Regions from separate parts of the Mus musculus genome. Here region 2 is linked to region 1. Evidence: chromatin loops called from intact Hi-C (ENCODE). Cell type or tissue: heart. All regions are shown on one strand.

Region 1 (8,000 bases):
GCTTCTATGATCTACCTCACCACTAGCTGCTCCCTCTTAAAGATCTGCCTTATCTCAATACTATAAAAATGGCAACCAAGCTTCCAGCCCATGAACTTTTGGGACCGATGGTGTTCAACATGTGGCAGTTATTCATAAGGATTTGTTCAACTACCTGCTTTGAGTTCTTTGGAGGATCATCTAAGAGCTGGTTTGAAGCTGGTTTGTGTAGACATTCTGTGTATGGCTTTTAGAGGAGCTTCCTCTACCTTTCTACCTGCCACAAATCAGAGTGCCAGTTTTCTTACAGCCTTGCCAGCACTTAGTTTCTCTCCTTTCTTAAAAGAAAAAAACCATTATGATCAGGGTAAAGTGGTTTCTTGTTGTGATTTAATAGTCTTTTTAAACTTTAGTGCTCTCCGGTTAAAAGTAAAATTGACTGAATTTTGTTCATCTTTTAGGTAGGATGCTTTGGCTAGACCTCGAAGGGAAAAGCAGTTATTCATGATCTGTTCCATGCTAATGCATTTTGATTTGCATTGTTTTATAGTTGTATTGAAGGATGATTTCTCAGAACAGAGCTAGATAAAACAGCCCTTCTAAGTTCTAGGAAGAATGATTCAGTCTTTTCTGATCAGCTGATTCTTGAATGTAGTTAATAATGCTGAGAAATGACCTATAAATATGACATGTCCTTTACCCTTAGTTTGGGAATATAAGAAAGATGTTTCCACACTCTTCAGAGACTTATAACCCTTATCTCTTTACTGATGAATAATAGAAAGAATTAAAATTTAAAAATAACACAACCATAAAGTTTGATTCTCTCATATAAATAAATTTAGAGAGAGTCTTTGGTCTATTGTAAAGGTCCCATGAAGTAATTAAAGATATTATTATTATTATTATTATTTACCATTTCTACTTCACTGTCTTTCGGAACTCATGCTTGAGATTACTTCACGGTCTGGGATATTTCTGTAGTGTCCATGATAAAAAGATGTCAGGGGCACATAGGGTGTGCCACAGAGCTGAGCTAGCCTTATGTAAATGATCTTCCTGGGAGATCTGTATTACACTTTCCTTTATATAATCATCAATCAACACTTAGACTTATGGCCAAAAGTAGCCAGAGGGAGGCTGTTTTATCTGAGTACCTTTCTACCCAAATAATCTTGGCGTTTTCTTACTACTAGAGAAAAACTAAAGACAATTGCTATTGGACAGGTTAAAAAGACAATTACAAAACCATCGTTTCTCAGTAAATTGCATTGGACAGTGTCCTAGATATCAATTTATAATTCCTCCATCATAATCATAGAGCACACTATCTATGCTGATTATGGGGAAGATGTTAAGGTCTGAAGCAACCTTAGCTCAGTTTCTGTCATTCCCTCATCTACAAATCCATATATTTATTCTTGATCTGTAGTCATAGAACACCTATGAGATTTTAATCGAGCAGTTGGTGCCTCATATTCCTTGAACACTTAAAAATCCATGAAAGTAATGGAGCCATAAAAGTAAAAGTGGAGATAGCTCAGTGGGTAGAAGCATTTGCTGTTCTTGCAGGGGAACTAGGTTAAGTTTCCAGTACCCAAGTTGGGTGGCTCACAGCTGCCTAGAACTTCAGCTTCAGAGGACCCAATACCTTCCACTAGCCTCCATGATACTGGCTCTCATGTGCACAGAACTCCACACAGATGCATAGTTAAATTTATTTTTTAAAACATGAAGTGAAACCAAATGTTCTCTAGCTAGAACTATTTACTGATACTCACCTGGGTGGCCTTGCATACAGGTTTAATCCCTGTTAATCCATTTCCTTTTACAGAAGGACAAAGCCTCAGTTTGCTTTAAATAGAAAATACAATGCATGGATAGAATATCTCACGTTCTAGTACATGGCACGGACCACCTCCATTTGTCCTTACTTTAGGTCAAATTCTACTTTAGTAAAATGTATTTACTTATTTTAGTATTATATTGAGGTAAATGCAAACTCAAATAAGAAGCTCGTGTGGAGAAAAGTACAGTCTTTCAGAAATCAAATAAAGTTGCTTAATGCTTCCCCTAAGCCCCTTCGGTTTGGAGGTTTTATCTTATCTTCTCCAGTGAGGCATTGAATAGGAATACTCTAGTACCTTAGAGCTCTTGTGAATGTGAACATGCAAACAGGTGTGGAGATTGCTCTGGCCAGGGAGGGAACTGGGCAGGAGAGGGGATGAGGAGTGGAGGGGAGCTGAGGTCAGATGTAGAGAAAGCCAAGGAGAGAGGGCTAGGACAGTAAATGGAAATGTGTGTGTGTGTGGGGGGGGGGGGCATCTCTAGGGCTTGCCAGAGACTTGAGATGGGGGAGGTGCCAGGGAGTCTACAATGGTGGAACTAGCTGAGACACCTAGCAGTGGGTGATATGAAGCCTGAAATAACCACCTCCTGTAGCCAGGCAGGACTCCCAGTGAGGGGGTAAGGTCAGCAACTCACCCACAAAACATTTAATTCAAAATTTGTCCTGTCTACAAGAAGGGGGGTGGAGGGTGGGGCAAAGATGTCACAGAGACTGAAGGAATGGACAACCAACCAATGACTGGCTTAACTTGAGTCCATCCTGTGGGCTCTGTTATGCTTGCAGAGAGGAATCTTGCCTAACTCTCCTCTGAGACGCCCCAACCAGCAGCTGGCCAAAACAGATGCAGAGCCACAGCCATCATTAGATAGAGCTTGGAAAGTCTTACGGAAGAGTTGGGGGAAGTATTGAGGGATCTACGGGGGATATGGACTCCACAAGAGCAAGAGTCAACTAACAGAGACCCTCCCCCACCCCTGTGCACATATGTAGCAGATAGGGAGCTTGGTCTTTATGTGGGTTCTCCAACTACTGGAAAAGGGGCCGTTCCAACTCTGTTGCCTGCTTGTGGATCCTGCTCCCCTAACTGGGCTGTCTTGCTTGGCTTCGGTGGAAGGATGTACCTAGTCCTGCAGTGACTTGAGGTGCCAGGGAGGGTTGGTACCCAGGGGAGACCAGCCCCTTCTCAGAAGTGAAAGAGAATGGGGGGGATAATGGGGTGGAGCACTGTGAAGAGGGGATTAGGAGGAGAGGTAGGGCTGTGATTGAGATGTAAAGTGAATAAATAAATAAATTAATGGGAAAAAAGAGGCTTAAAGAATAAGAAACCAGACTGTATTGTGCCAGCCAGCGGTAGGAGTGGCTGTGAGGGTTAGAATGCCTTTTCATCCATGCCTAAGAAAGCCCCAGTTCTTTGGAACTTCAGTTCTACTGCTGTCCTGTGTAGACACTAGCACCTATCTCTGTGGGTACATGGAGGCAGGGAGGTTAGAGGGCTTCTTTCAGTGTTTGGAAGTTGAGCAAATCTAAGTGCAAAAGTTTGCCTTCAGATGTAGTTGCCATGTGACTTCAGTGCCAGTGAGGTGCACCCATTGTTGAGATCCACTAGTCTATAATGCTCAGGTTCTAGAAGGTTCTTTGCCAGGTTCTCTGCTCTATACATCTAGACATAAATCCTGTGGATAGAGCATGGCAGAAATTCTAACTGAGAAGCCATATGGCTTTTCCTCTACTTAACCTTTTGTCTTTTTTCTGAAGCCTCAGATCATCTCTTAAATGTATTTCCATTTGTTATTTTAATTTGGCAAAGTGAAATAGTCTCAGAATTTGGTTCCTCGCTTGCAAATGGATATGATGGTATACTCTCTGTTGACAGTCTTGGAACTATGAACATGATACTGAAATCAGAAGTATTTTACCCTGAGGTTGAAACCAAGGGACAAGGTTGCATGGTCAGTATGACCTTTGGGCTGTAACTTGATTAGGGGTACCTTTTCTTGAAACCAGGTCTCCATAGAATGGATTTCTTTGTAAACTCTTCAGTTAGTTTGTATCCAGGGTGGACCCCTCTGCCAGTGGACTGTTTCTTGGATGATAATTGGATCTTCTGATTATTTTGTCTTTATTATTTTATTCTGGTTGCTTTCAGATTCATCCTGTCTCATTATAGGTGTTAGCATCTTGTACTGGAATCTATGATATAGCAAGGCTCCAACAGTGTGGTTGTGTTCAAGATGGGTTACAGGATGCAGAAGGGAGGTGGAGGGGAGCTTGAAGGACTTGCCCCATACCATGGGTCCTGACCCTTGTGCAGATGTAATAATCTAGTGAAAGGACTTCCACCATTCACCCCTTTGGATTTTTTTCTTAGGCTCTTTCCCTTAGAAATGGGTAGTTAAGGTTTAATTGTAGAATTAGACCTCTGGAACTCAACTTTACATGGAAATTCTGACCCTTCCTTCTCTTCTTTCTCTTCCCCTTCTGTATAGTTTCTTTTTAAAAATTTATATACCTCCTTTTTGCTGTGTTTCTTTTCCTTCTCTCTCAAGGGCCTTTGAAAAAATATTTAAATGTTATTAAGAAACTGCTATCAGGGATTCCTTTGTTCTAAAGTCATTTAGAAGATGGCTTTCATTTTTGTTAATGAATAAAAAAATGTCAACCTGTATGTTAGAATGTGCCAAGCAGTGCATCCATTAGTGAAAACTCTCAGCTTTGAATATTGCCTGGCTCTTACTCCTTTCAGAAGTCAGGCCTTCTCCCCGGGTTCTGTAAAGGTCTTTAGCTCATCCATCCTCCTAGATTTCTTTCTGGTTCTTATCTAGAGTGTAGCCTGCTGTTTAAAACGTAATATCTTCCCAATGCCACTTTACCTGTTTGTACCCTTACCTCATCCCTAACCCCCATCCTTGCTTCTTAGGAAACCTCAGTTTTCTATAAGCTGAGCTGGAGATAGTTTCAAAGAGGTGCTTGGACTTTAATTAGTATGGAAACCCCTTCTGCTTGAGGGTTTGCCCTGCAGTCTCTCTGGAAGTCAGGTTGATTCCAGTAGGGAGGGGAGGGAGGCTCTGAACTAGATGTGCTCCTGGCGGCCAGCCCTGGAGACTCGGAGCTCTGAGCCAACCATGAAGTCATTTTTGAATTTAAGGCGTCTTTTTAATCCAAGGCAGTGTCTCTTAATTTGACAAAGGAAAAGCTGCAGGATAAGCAACTCTCACTGAGAGCTCTGTGGCTGGGTGCTTGTAAGTCTACATTGTGCTGAGGAGACGTGGCCATGTGGGAGAATAGGTTTCTTTCCTTCTCTTTTTCCCTTCTCCCTTCTCCTTTCTTTTTCTCTTATTGGGCCAATTTAGCCCTGCAGTCTGGCCTCTGCAGTGGCTTGATGTGAAATTTGAGAAACATATGTAGTTTTCTATTTCAGGAAAATGATCTCAGGGATTGAATGTGGTTTTTTTTTTTTTTTTTTTTTTTTTTTTTTTTTTTTTGGCTGTTAAGCTCTGATCTTGCCCAGTGTGGGTTTTTTGATGATGGGAAAGAGGCTTCGAAGTGCTTCTTTATCAGAATTTCATGCAATAAAACTTTAGGGTTGGTTTCTTTACTTTGGCCCCTATCCCCACCCAGGCTCAAAACACAGTGTCATGTGTTCTGTTGAAGTGCAATGAAACACACATTGTTCCCATTACAATGGCTTCATTGCCTGGGTGCACACACATGAAGAGAAATGGCCACTGTGTCCCGTGTCTGTCCTTCACAAAAGCTATTTTAACTGTAATTCAGTGGAGGGCTAGGGGCTAGGGGCGGGGGGGGGGGGTGGGGTCTGTGTACTGTTTTACAGAAAGGAAAAGAGATCCCTTAGGGGAAAGCTTGCCTTTGTGTTGTTTTGGAAAAGAGATGGACTTCTGATATTTCAGTTCGAACCGTCTTCTGTGAGCTAGACCTCTCTCCTCTGACTGTCTGCAGCAGAACAAGGCATAGCCCCAGCTTCTGAGGAGCATCCCAGCCAGTGATGAGCAAAAGGCCACATGAGTAGGGTTCTATTCATTAATGGGAGTTGCTTTTTAAAGATAGTGGTGTGCTTTTCTGTCTGGGTATCTAGGGAATGTCTGGTGAAGTAGCAGGTAATAATGTACAGTGATAGGAGTCATTCCAGGACATACTAGAGATATAGAGTGAAACCTGTCTACACTAGACTGGATGGGCTGAGGGGCAGGACAGAAGAGAAAGCCAGTGAAGGGCTCGTCCTGTGGGAAAGGAACTACATTCTGGGATATTGTGCATTTGTCCTATGTGGTCCTGATAGTGTGCCAAGGAACATGTTCTGGCTCACACAGCTGCTACGGAACAGAGGCTGGGGCCCACCTAGGAATGCATGCATGGCTTCACAGCCATGCCTCTTACTGTGTCCCATCTTTTTTACAGAGAAGAAAATGTGGGATTTCTCGTTCCTTTTACACTGCACTCCTATTTACTTTCTTTGATGTCTTGTAGTGAATTGTCTCAAAGCCTCACCCTTTGTTGAAATTCTTTGCAAAGGTTTAAAGGATTGTCCAGCAGTGGTAGAGGTGGCCTTCAGTGAAACAAATGCAGAGCTTAAACATCAGGGTACTTCCCAAGGAGCTGAAGGGGTCGGCAACCTATAGGAGGAACAACAACATGAACTAACCAGTACCCCCAGAGCTCCTGTCTCTAGCTGCATATGTAGCAGAGGATGGCCTAGTCGGCCATCAATAGGAGGAGAGGCCCTTGGTCTTGTGAAAATTATATGCCCCAGTACAGGGGAATGCCAGGGCGAGGAAGTGGGAGTGGGTGGGTTGGGGAGCAGGTGGTGGTGGGGTATAGGGGACTTTCAGAGAGGAAACTAGGAAAGGGAATAGCATTTAAAATGTAAATAAAGAAAATATCTAATAAAAAAAAAAGAAAAAAATCAGGGTATTTCACTGTGTAGACTCATGTGGTACAGTCAGTTGTTGGTAGGGAAGGTTTGATGAGAATCACATTGTAGTCAGAGCATCTCTGTAGAAGCATTTCTGATCTCTAACAAAAGGGACCTATGGTCTCAAAATTGGTGTGGTTTTGTTTGTTTATTATAAACAATGATTCATTCTTATACTTGACTTTCTGTTCATAATCCACTATTCCCTTTCCTAATGAGTTTCCACATATAATATTCTAGTCCTAAGAATCCCGAAATTTCCTTTAGAAAGTAGTGTGAAGACATCATCTGTGGAAAGGAGAAAGTGGGCTCCAGGATAAGCAGAGTCTGGATTCTGGAGTGGAAAGCCACCAACCGTTTTGACTTCCCATCATGCCCCTGTGTACTTTCTTCTCTCCTTTGTTCATCATTGCTTGGTTTGGGGCTTGGCAGAGATTATGTGTAGAAAGCTCTTCCTACAACAGGTTTAAGGCATGCTAGCTACCTACATGGCTTGTTACCATTAACCTTCAAGAGGGTGTCATCACTGCCAGGACATCACGAGATCTACATTTGAGAGCCAGTGAGATGGTTCAGCAGGTTAAGGTATGTGCTGTCAAGTTTGATCGTGTGAACCTATGCTATGATGTAAGGAGAGAACCAACACCTTCCTCCAATTTGTCATCTGACCTCCACATGTGTGCCTGAGCGATGGTGACCCACACCTCCAATAAGCAAGCAAGCAGCAAACAAACAAATAAATGTAATAAAGAATAAAACCAACTTTATGCATTTATCTCCTTGCCATCTCTGTTAGCTTTTTGCTGCTATAACAAACACCTGGGTTAATTAGTTTATAGAGAGAAAAGGTTTAATTTGGCTCACACGAACAGTTGGACCAGTTCATTTGGAGTGTAGCAGAGCAGCACATTAGGAGTGTCGGGACAAAATTGTTCACATCACAGCTGGTTTGTGAAAGAGAGAAACAAGCTAAAAACTTGCAATTAGAACCCACCTTAAAAGAGTTTCTATCGCTGCTCATGAGTGCCAAATTCGGAATCAAACCTTTAAGCACATGGGCTTTTAGGAAACATTTAAGTTCCAAACTACAGTACCATTTTTGATCATTATGCACATAGCTTCAAATAGACTTTTAATTTAAAAAATTGATTTTTTTTCATAGCACCCAAATTGAGCTGTTTTTAACTCTCCACATGCATTTGAAACATTTCAGACATAGCAGGCACCCCCCAGGTTTGAGCA
Region 2 (8,000 bases), 88 kb after region 1:
CCAACTCTTCAGATGATTTGTTCAATTGAATCCCTGGTGTGGATTTCTTAAGCAAAAAGATATATATATATAGCCATTACTGAGCCTTCTGTTTCTATTAAGCAAGCTTCCTGTTTCAGGCCTTCCCTTCTTCACTCTTAACTTCTTAAGGTGTAGCATTAACACAAAGTCTTAAGCTTTTCAGTGTTCTCCATGGCAAACCAAGTTTCTTTGGTATTAGTAATTTTACCACGATTCCTCACTGTGCTGTCCTAGCTTTCAAATGTTCTTGCTACTGTTAGTTTGTCTTGTAACTTACGCTGGATGGGTTTGCACTTTAGAGTAAAATCTAAAATACGTGCTATGGTGTAAGTAGGGAAATTAGCCCTGTACCATATTGGTGGGATATAAAATGATGCTGGTGTCATGGAAACTGTGAAGCTGCTGCTCAAGGGGAGCAAACTAGAACTCCATTAGGATCCAACATAAATGTTTAAGGTATATGCTCAGGGAATTGAGAGCAGTGGCCCATAGAAGTATTTTTCTAGCCATGTTCCTTGGATCATTTATAATAGCCAAAAATTGAAAACAGTCCATAGATTGGAGAGGGATAAACAAAAGTGGTACAGAAATTCAATGAAGCACTATTCACCCTTTAAAAGCAAAGAAATTCTGCAACATACTATCACATAGATGAACCTTTGTGCTAAACAACATCATGTAAATGTCAGACATAAAAGTAAAATACTAGATGATTCCACTTAAAGTACTTCCTGTCTGAAAGAATTACAGAGATGGAAATGGAGAACAGCCTGAGGAAATGAAGGTCCAGCAACAGGCCCAAAGTGAAATCCAGCTCAGGGGGAGGTCCCAAAGCCTGATACTACTACTGAGGCTATGGAGCACTCAGAAAAAGGGATTTATCATGACTGCCCTCCGAAAGACCCAGCAAGCAGCTGAAAGAAACTAAGAAGAAGGGCGATCCTGTAGTAGGACCAGCAGTCTCAATCTGGACCCCGGAGATCTCTCAAACACTGGATCATCAAATAGACAGCGTACACCAGTTGTTATGAGGCCCCTAACACACATACAGTAGAGGACTGCCAGGTCTGTGTTCATTCAGAGTTGAAGCACCTAACCCTTAAGAGACTGGAGGCCCCAGGGAGTTTAAAGGTCAGGTGGGGTGGGGAGTGGGGGCATCCACGTGGAGACAGGGGCTGTGGGGAGGATGTGCGGGATTCGGGGGGGAGGGGGGTTAGGGAATGGAATATGGAGTGTAAGAAACAAATTAAAAATAAAATTAAATTAAAAAAAAAAGGAAAGTACTACTGTTGTTTCAGTGTATTCCCCCAATATTCATGAGTTGCCAGTCTAATCCTAAGTTTTGTATAGTAATAGTATCTGGAGATGGGACCTATAGGAAATAATGAGGATCTGATGAGGTCATGAGGGATGGTGGGCCCTCTGCCATTAGAGCTTAATAAGGAGAGACCTGTGCTAACAAGCTTGCTTTGGCTTACTCTTTGATACCTCTTAAAATTCCAATATTATATTCTCAACCTGTTAGCTTCTATGTGTGCTAAATAAGCTGTCATCTTTTATTTGTAAATTTCCCAGTCTGTAGCCTTCGGTTACAGCACAAAAACCACACTAAGACTATTGTTTTAGCAGTGTTAGTCAGCCTTCCCTCACGATAACAAATATAGGAAATAATCATCTTACGAAGAAGAAAGGTTTCTTTTGTCTCCGAGGCTGCAATGAGCCTGTGGCAAGGTAAGGCAGTACAAGACAACTGAGAGTACTTGGCAGAGGAAAGATGTTTCTGTCCTGGATGGGAAGTAAAATAAGAAGAAGGGGTTGGAATCCTCCAGTCTTCTCAGTGATCTGCCGGCAATGGCCAAAGACTGCCCAGTAGCAGACAGTGTCTGCTGTGGGTCCTAACCACCTCCCCGTAGTTTGTTGCCTATCAAGAGACAATCTTCAAGACATGGGCCTTTAGAAGACACTTAAGATCCAAACTGTAGTGCTTGAATAGACCAGTTTATAGAGATAAAAAGTGAAATGAAGATTATGAAGGGCTGGGGGAGGGTGGGGTGCTGCTGTTGTTTGGTGAACATTGTGAATATCATTTCAGTTTTTCCAGGTATATGTGTCCTGGAGATAGAGAGAGGTGGTGGTTTGCCCAACAGTGTGAGTGTACTTCATACAGTGGATTAGACTCAAAGTTAAGATGATAAAATTATATTATGTGTATCTTAGCACTATTTTAAAAGTAAATAAATAATTCCTTTTTAATTGTGCTTGGTTCTCTTCTCGAGAAGACAGAGATTAATCGTTGTATTCAATCTGTCACATAAACTGTAAGTCTATTACTTCTTCTTACCTGGTAGTTGAAGAGACATAACCTTTTAGTAGTTAAATATCACTCTGGTCACAGAAATAGTCACTAGCATGTAAGAATGTCATCAAATCTGAAGGAAGGCTGAGACTCTCATCCTCCTACCTCCTAGATAGACTCATTCCTTCATAGCCATGAGTATTCAGCAGGTCCCACCTTACACCACTCTTGCATATAGCAATGAGAAGGTCAGCTAAGGTTGTAATGCTATGACAGCCCAGACAGTATGCAAGGACAAACAGGGGCCAATACTGGATCGGAATGAAGATGTTTGGAACATGGGTAGAATATCTTTTCTAAGGAAGAGACTCTTGAATTGAGACTCCATTGTGAAGACCGAGGAATGTTACATGTCAACAAGAATGTTCCTCATAGAAACGGTGGTACATGTAAGGGGTAAGACATGGAGATCTGACTAATATTTTTGAACCACTTTAGCCTAATGTGATGGGAGAGGGCTGTAGAAGACCTAAGAAGGTAAAACCATGTGCCCTGGAGGAGCCCAGTGTCCTCTGAATATAATCAGAAGCCATCATGGTGGTTTATAGAAAAGAAATGATGATCCCACTTTTAACATCCAGTTGACTTTCCCCTTGTAGATATCAGAAATACATGATTAAACACTGTTATTCACAAGGAAAATTGTAACCTGGTGACTAGTGGAAGGCAGACACCATCATTACAATATATCAGTCTATCATACAGTGTACACTTCAGAACCAATTGTGACTTTAAGGAAAAACAAATGTCCATGGTCAGACATTTGAGAGTGCGGAATTCCTGTCCTTGTCTTCTTAGCCTGTCATTGCATACCAGCATTCTGAAATCTCAGAGGTGCATGGTGCTCTTGAAACATACCGAATTTCTTTTAGCTTAGCATTTATTTCTGTTTCATTTGCACTAAGAGCTGCTTTCCATCAACAGATAAATGTCTTTTTAAAATAGTGTGCAAAATACTTTGGCAAGTGTTAAATTCAGGTATGTATTTATATGGCTATACATGGCTCAGGGTGCTGGGCAGGTAGGCAGTTGGGGTAATGTTCCTGGAGATGGTGATTTCCATGCTGCCTCCTAGTGGATATAGAGAAGGTAGTTATATGAAGGAGCAAGGAAGGGCACAGAGTGAGGATAGCTTTCAGCCCAGGATATGGAAAAGAACAAGGCCTATTCATCAAACCTAGGCAAGTAGTTTTGTAATCTTCCAGCAGGAAAAGAAAGAGGAATTATTGAAGTTTATGTTTTCATCCTTAGTCTTATCATTTTTAAAAAAGGAAGGAGAGTGCTGTATGCCCTGAGTTGGAAGTTTTATAGGAACTGCTGGTTTCTGCTGTGTGGGAGACCTGGTCCTCTGCCTTTTCTGCTCATCTGGTTCAGGTGACTTTCTGCATCTTTCTCCTTTGAGAGCGTCACACTCTGAGAAGCCCTTTCTAGAAGGTCAGGCAGAAACCCAGATGTGTGATTCTCCTGTATCAAGTGGCTTTGTTTTCCTGAAAGTTGGTTGGTCTTAATACACATAGCTCTACCAACACAGCATGGCTAATTTTGTCTTCTTATTGTTTAAGAATATTCTCATACTGGTACCTCACTTTCCCATGTATTTTCTTCTAGACTCATTTAGATTTGACTTTTTGCCTAATTAGAGGCCATCCCATTTTTGGGTGAAAAGGTATGTTCACGCCCAGCAGAACTCAGGGAAACAGAGCCCCTCAGACTCCAGGTGTAGGAGCTGAGGGTCCTGTGTGGGAAGATGGGTAACAGACTCATTGGCAGTCCCCTTCCTGAACTTTCCTATGCCACACAAGACAATAGATTTCACTAAGCTTAGCTTTGTGTCATTGTCACTGGGTGACTAATGAAAGAACCTCTTCCTATCCATGGTGCCAAGGGTTTTCTACTCTTTTCACAATTTTCTAAAAAGCATGCCATTAATTCTCTTAGAAATAAAGGGGAGGGGGACAGAGAGTTGCTAGCTTCAAGTCTCTTGATTGGTCAGGAAGAAGGCCATCTTTACATGGTGGTTACAGGTGCAAGGCTCATACTCCCTACACAGTTCCCTCAAATATTGTAACTGCTGAAGTATTTCTGGGAATCCGTGCTTACCTTGGCTGATTTTGTAGGCCCCTTTAAAAGTATCGATCCTAGAAGCTCACTTCATTGCTGCTGATGAGAAATCAGAAACGGGCACAGTGATTTGTGTTTTCCATAACTTGCAGGGGACTTTGTGCATTAGAAGCAGCTGGAGCACTGTTTCAGTTGGCGAGGGGCTCCTGCTCAGAGTTTGGTTTCACTGGCTGAAGGTTGGGCCGAGCAAGTGTATTTCTTAAACGTTTCAAGGGATCCTTGGGCATGGCAGGCATGGAGTTGTGACGCTAGTTGTTATCTCGCTGGTCTACTAGAGCAGATGAGAAACGAGGTGCTAAAATAATGAGAAGACAGGAGCTCTGGGAAAGGGTTAATGCCACCCCTTCCCTCTCCTTCTGCCCTTCCTCATTTCTGCCCCCTTTCTTCTTCCCCCTTTGCCCATGAAATTTGTTTTGATTGTTCCCAAATATTTTTGTTGTTGTTCTTGTTAAGACAATAGGAAGATAGATAGGTTGGAATAGGATGTGGGCTCAACCAGCTGGCGTCAGTTCCTGGTTTTCCTATTTACCAAACACGTTCTCCATCTGAAGAACTGAGCTTCTAATGGCTGCCTTTTAGGTACTCATAGCCTGTACTTCATTTATCTTCTCCCTTTCTTCTCGCCCGATCAGATCTAAAGGCTTCATTCTTCATTTTTTAAATTATTTATTTTATGTGGATAAGTGGTTTACCTGCATGTATATCAGTGCACCACATGCATGCCGGGTACCCGAGGAAGCCAGAAAAAGGTGCCAGATCCCCCATCTAACTTATGAAAGGCTCCGTGAGGTTCCTCTTTACACTGAGGAGGTCAGATACAGACCATCCAAATTCCCAGTCACTATGTTACAAGTGATTCATTAAACTTATTGTTGTCACAAATCAAGAGAACAAAATGTGGATGAGCCAAACGGTAAGATTCTGTCCATAACCTGCATGCTAAACTTAGCCTATTCCTGATCTGAACCAGCTCACAGCCTTTCCTGCAATTTCTGTGCTAATCACAGCACCCTAAGAGGCATAGGGGGAGGGTCTGTGTGGCGGAGGCAAGGGTGAGTGAGAGTGTGTCAAGAAAGAAGGGGACTCATTATAAGAAATGATCTCACCCAGTTCTGGAAACTAGGGAATCCCTAGAGTTTCTGGTTTAGGGCCCACATCGAAAGTTCTGAGGAACAAGAGAGCCCATGTTATAGTTTCAATATAGGGTCAGCACACTCAAGTGAGGCACAGGAAGAGCAGTGGTTCAAGTCCAGAGGTGTGCAAAATGCTGAGGAATGTTACTCAGGTGTGAGCATAAGACTCACCCCAAAAGTCTCTCACAGAAATACTCAAAATATTGTTTGATCAAATTTCTAGACATTGTGTGGCCAAAACTTTCTCAATTCCTCCCTGAATCAGGAGGCTGAGTAGTATAAATAATTCTCACTAGCCACTCATACAACTCTCTCCCCTTATCTCTTAGCCTTGTTTATTCCTCTCTGTGTGGGTCAGCTTTCTGTTCCACAGAAAACACACCTAAGATAAACCAAAAGAAGAAAGATTTCATGTGGCTCACAGTTTCAGAGAGGACAGTCCATGGTTGCTTGACTACTATAGCTTTGCGCCAAATGTCAACATAAAGCTTTGGGGTATGGAGTGTGTGGTGTAACACAGCTGCTAATTTAGGATGCCAAGGGAGAGGGGAAGAGGCCATTACCTTTATATCCATACCTAGATAGCTTAACTTCCTTCTATTGGGCAACAACTCAGAAATATTACACCACTTTCTGACAGCATCAGAGACTGGTGACTAAGTATATGAGTCTTTGAAGGTCACTGAAGATCTAAATTACAGGTTTTTTTGTTTTTTTTTTTTTTTTTTTATGGTCAGATTAGCCCCGTCCCCCTACAGTATACTTTGAAATAAAGCTAAGTCCGGATTGCTTTGAAACAGAAAAAGAAGGGTTAAATATTCAATTCTAAGACATGGTTAAATAATATGACATATCTTAAAGTGTGGTATATTTTCCCCTCTGTGTGTAGGTGCATATGTGTGTGTGTGTGTTGTATGTATGTTTTTATATGGTATGTAAGCACATATGGATGCACATATGCATGTATAAAACAGGGGTCTCCAGCAATGTCTTCTTAATCTCTAGCTTAGCTTTTGAGACAGGGTCTCTGGCTGAACTGAACCTGGAGCTCACCAGTCAGCTGGACTGGCTGGCAAGAAGCCCCAAGGCTCTCCTGTTCTCTGTTAAGAAGTGCTGAGATTACAGATGTGTGCACTTTTACTCCTTGTTGGTTATTTTTTTTTTTAAATCTGGATGTTAGTGATCAAACTCAAGTCTTTCTGATTGCCCAGCAATCACTTTTCTGACCAAGTCATCTCCATAACATCATGATATATTCTCTAATAGAAAATATGATACTCATTGATGAGGAAAGACATCTGTTGAGCTTAAAACACAGACTTTACGGTTGTATAAACATACTAACTCTGCTACAAGGAATTGAATAAGGCATATCTTAATATTGTGGAGGAGTCTCATGTGATACTTTCTCAAATTTCATTACTATTTATCTCTGGGAAGGGGAAATGTAAAGAGACAGCATTTTTTTTTTTTTTTTTTTTTTTTTTTACTCTTTGTGTTTGTAGTTCCTATAATTAAGTCTTAACTACCTTCAAATTCATGTTCTCCATATTTATCTTTTAAAAGTCAGCTCTGTTGTTTATGCTAGGGCTTGGTGGGCTACTACTATGGGTGTCCCACTTTGAGTACCTCCCAGAGGATGTGTAACCCAAATGCCATCTCTGGAAACAACCCCAAAAGGTGACACTTAGCTCCCTTCTCCTCCCTTTTCCTGCCCTCTCTCTGTCTTTGTCTTCTTCTCTCTAGCCTTTCGGAACACTAACTCCTGTAGGAGTGGAGAGCTGGTTCTTGCTGTGCTCAGAGCTTCCTCTGGGGGCCCCTTCTTGTGTCCTAGGTAATTGGACATGGTGACTAGGGACTCTTTTTGGGGCTTTGAGCTAATTATCATTTTGACTAAAATCTGTTCACTTTTCTAGATCCTCTGTCCAAAGAATAAGACTTTTAAAACATAGAAATTAGATTTATAAAGTTTGAACTTTGCATTTTTTATCAGTTGACCATTTTCCCCAAAATGTGTATGCTACCCCCACCCCAGGTAATCGAGAGCTGTAGAGTTTAAGTGCTGTAAAGTCACAGCATGACTCTGGAATCTTCTATTACAATTGCATGAATTCACAGATTTGACTCCAATATTTTGATTAAATGACAACTTGGCCAGCTCTCCCTCTGTATTGGAGGGAGAATACTCCTTAACCCAAAGCGTCATCCCTTCTTTAATCTCCAGGTAGATGGTCTGATGGCACAGGTCAGGTTCTAGAATCAAACCTCTGAATCTTAGTCCATGAATCTGCATCCTTGGAGTGTAAGAACAATGCCTACATCAATCAGCCTTTGGGCATTTCCTTCTTTACTTGAGGCAGAGCAGAATT

What was found. Hi-C counts contacts between places; a loop is a spot of excess contacts. Peaks named below come from ENCODE experiments on the same cell type or tissue, not always from the same donor. Only the 100,000 strongest peaks of a DNase experiment are listed, where the experiment ranks them.
Region 2: a loop joins it to region 1, with 1.8 times the contacts of the local background. A loop is called at or near these places in 2 of 42 quality-filtered maps.

What each region holds. Positions count from the first base shown.
Region 1 is chr4:95,632,106-95,640,105 of GRCm38, forward strand. The region is part of intron 5 of Fggy (FGGY carbohydrate kinase domain containing); the gene reads left to right. Among named protein-coding and RNA genes, the nearest start is that of Fggy, 79 kb to the left of the region's middle. In heart, a CTCF peak has its summit at 4,924; a DNase peak (open chromatin) is centred at 4,936; H3K27ac peaks cover 406 bases.
Region 2 is chr4:95,720,374-95,728,373 of GRCm38, forward strand. The region is part of intron 6 of Fggy (FGGY carbohydrate kinase domain containing); the gene reads left to right. Among named protein-coding and RNA genes, the nearest start is that of Fggy, 170 kb to the left of the region's middle. In heart, a CTCF peak has its summit at 3,452 (motif pointing left); no DNase peak of the experiment used is centred here.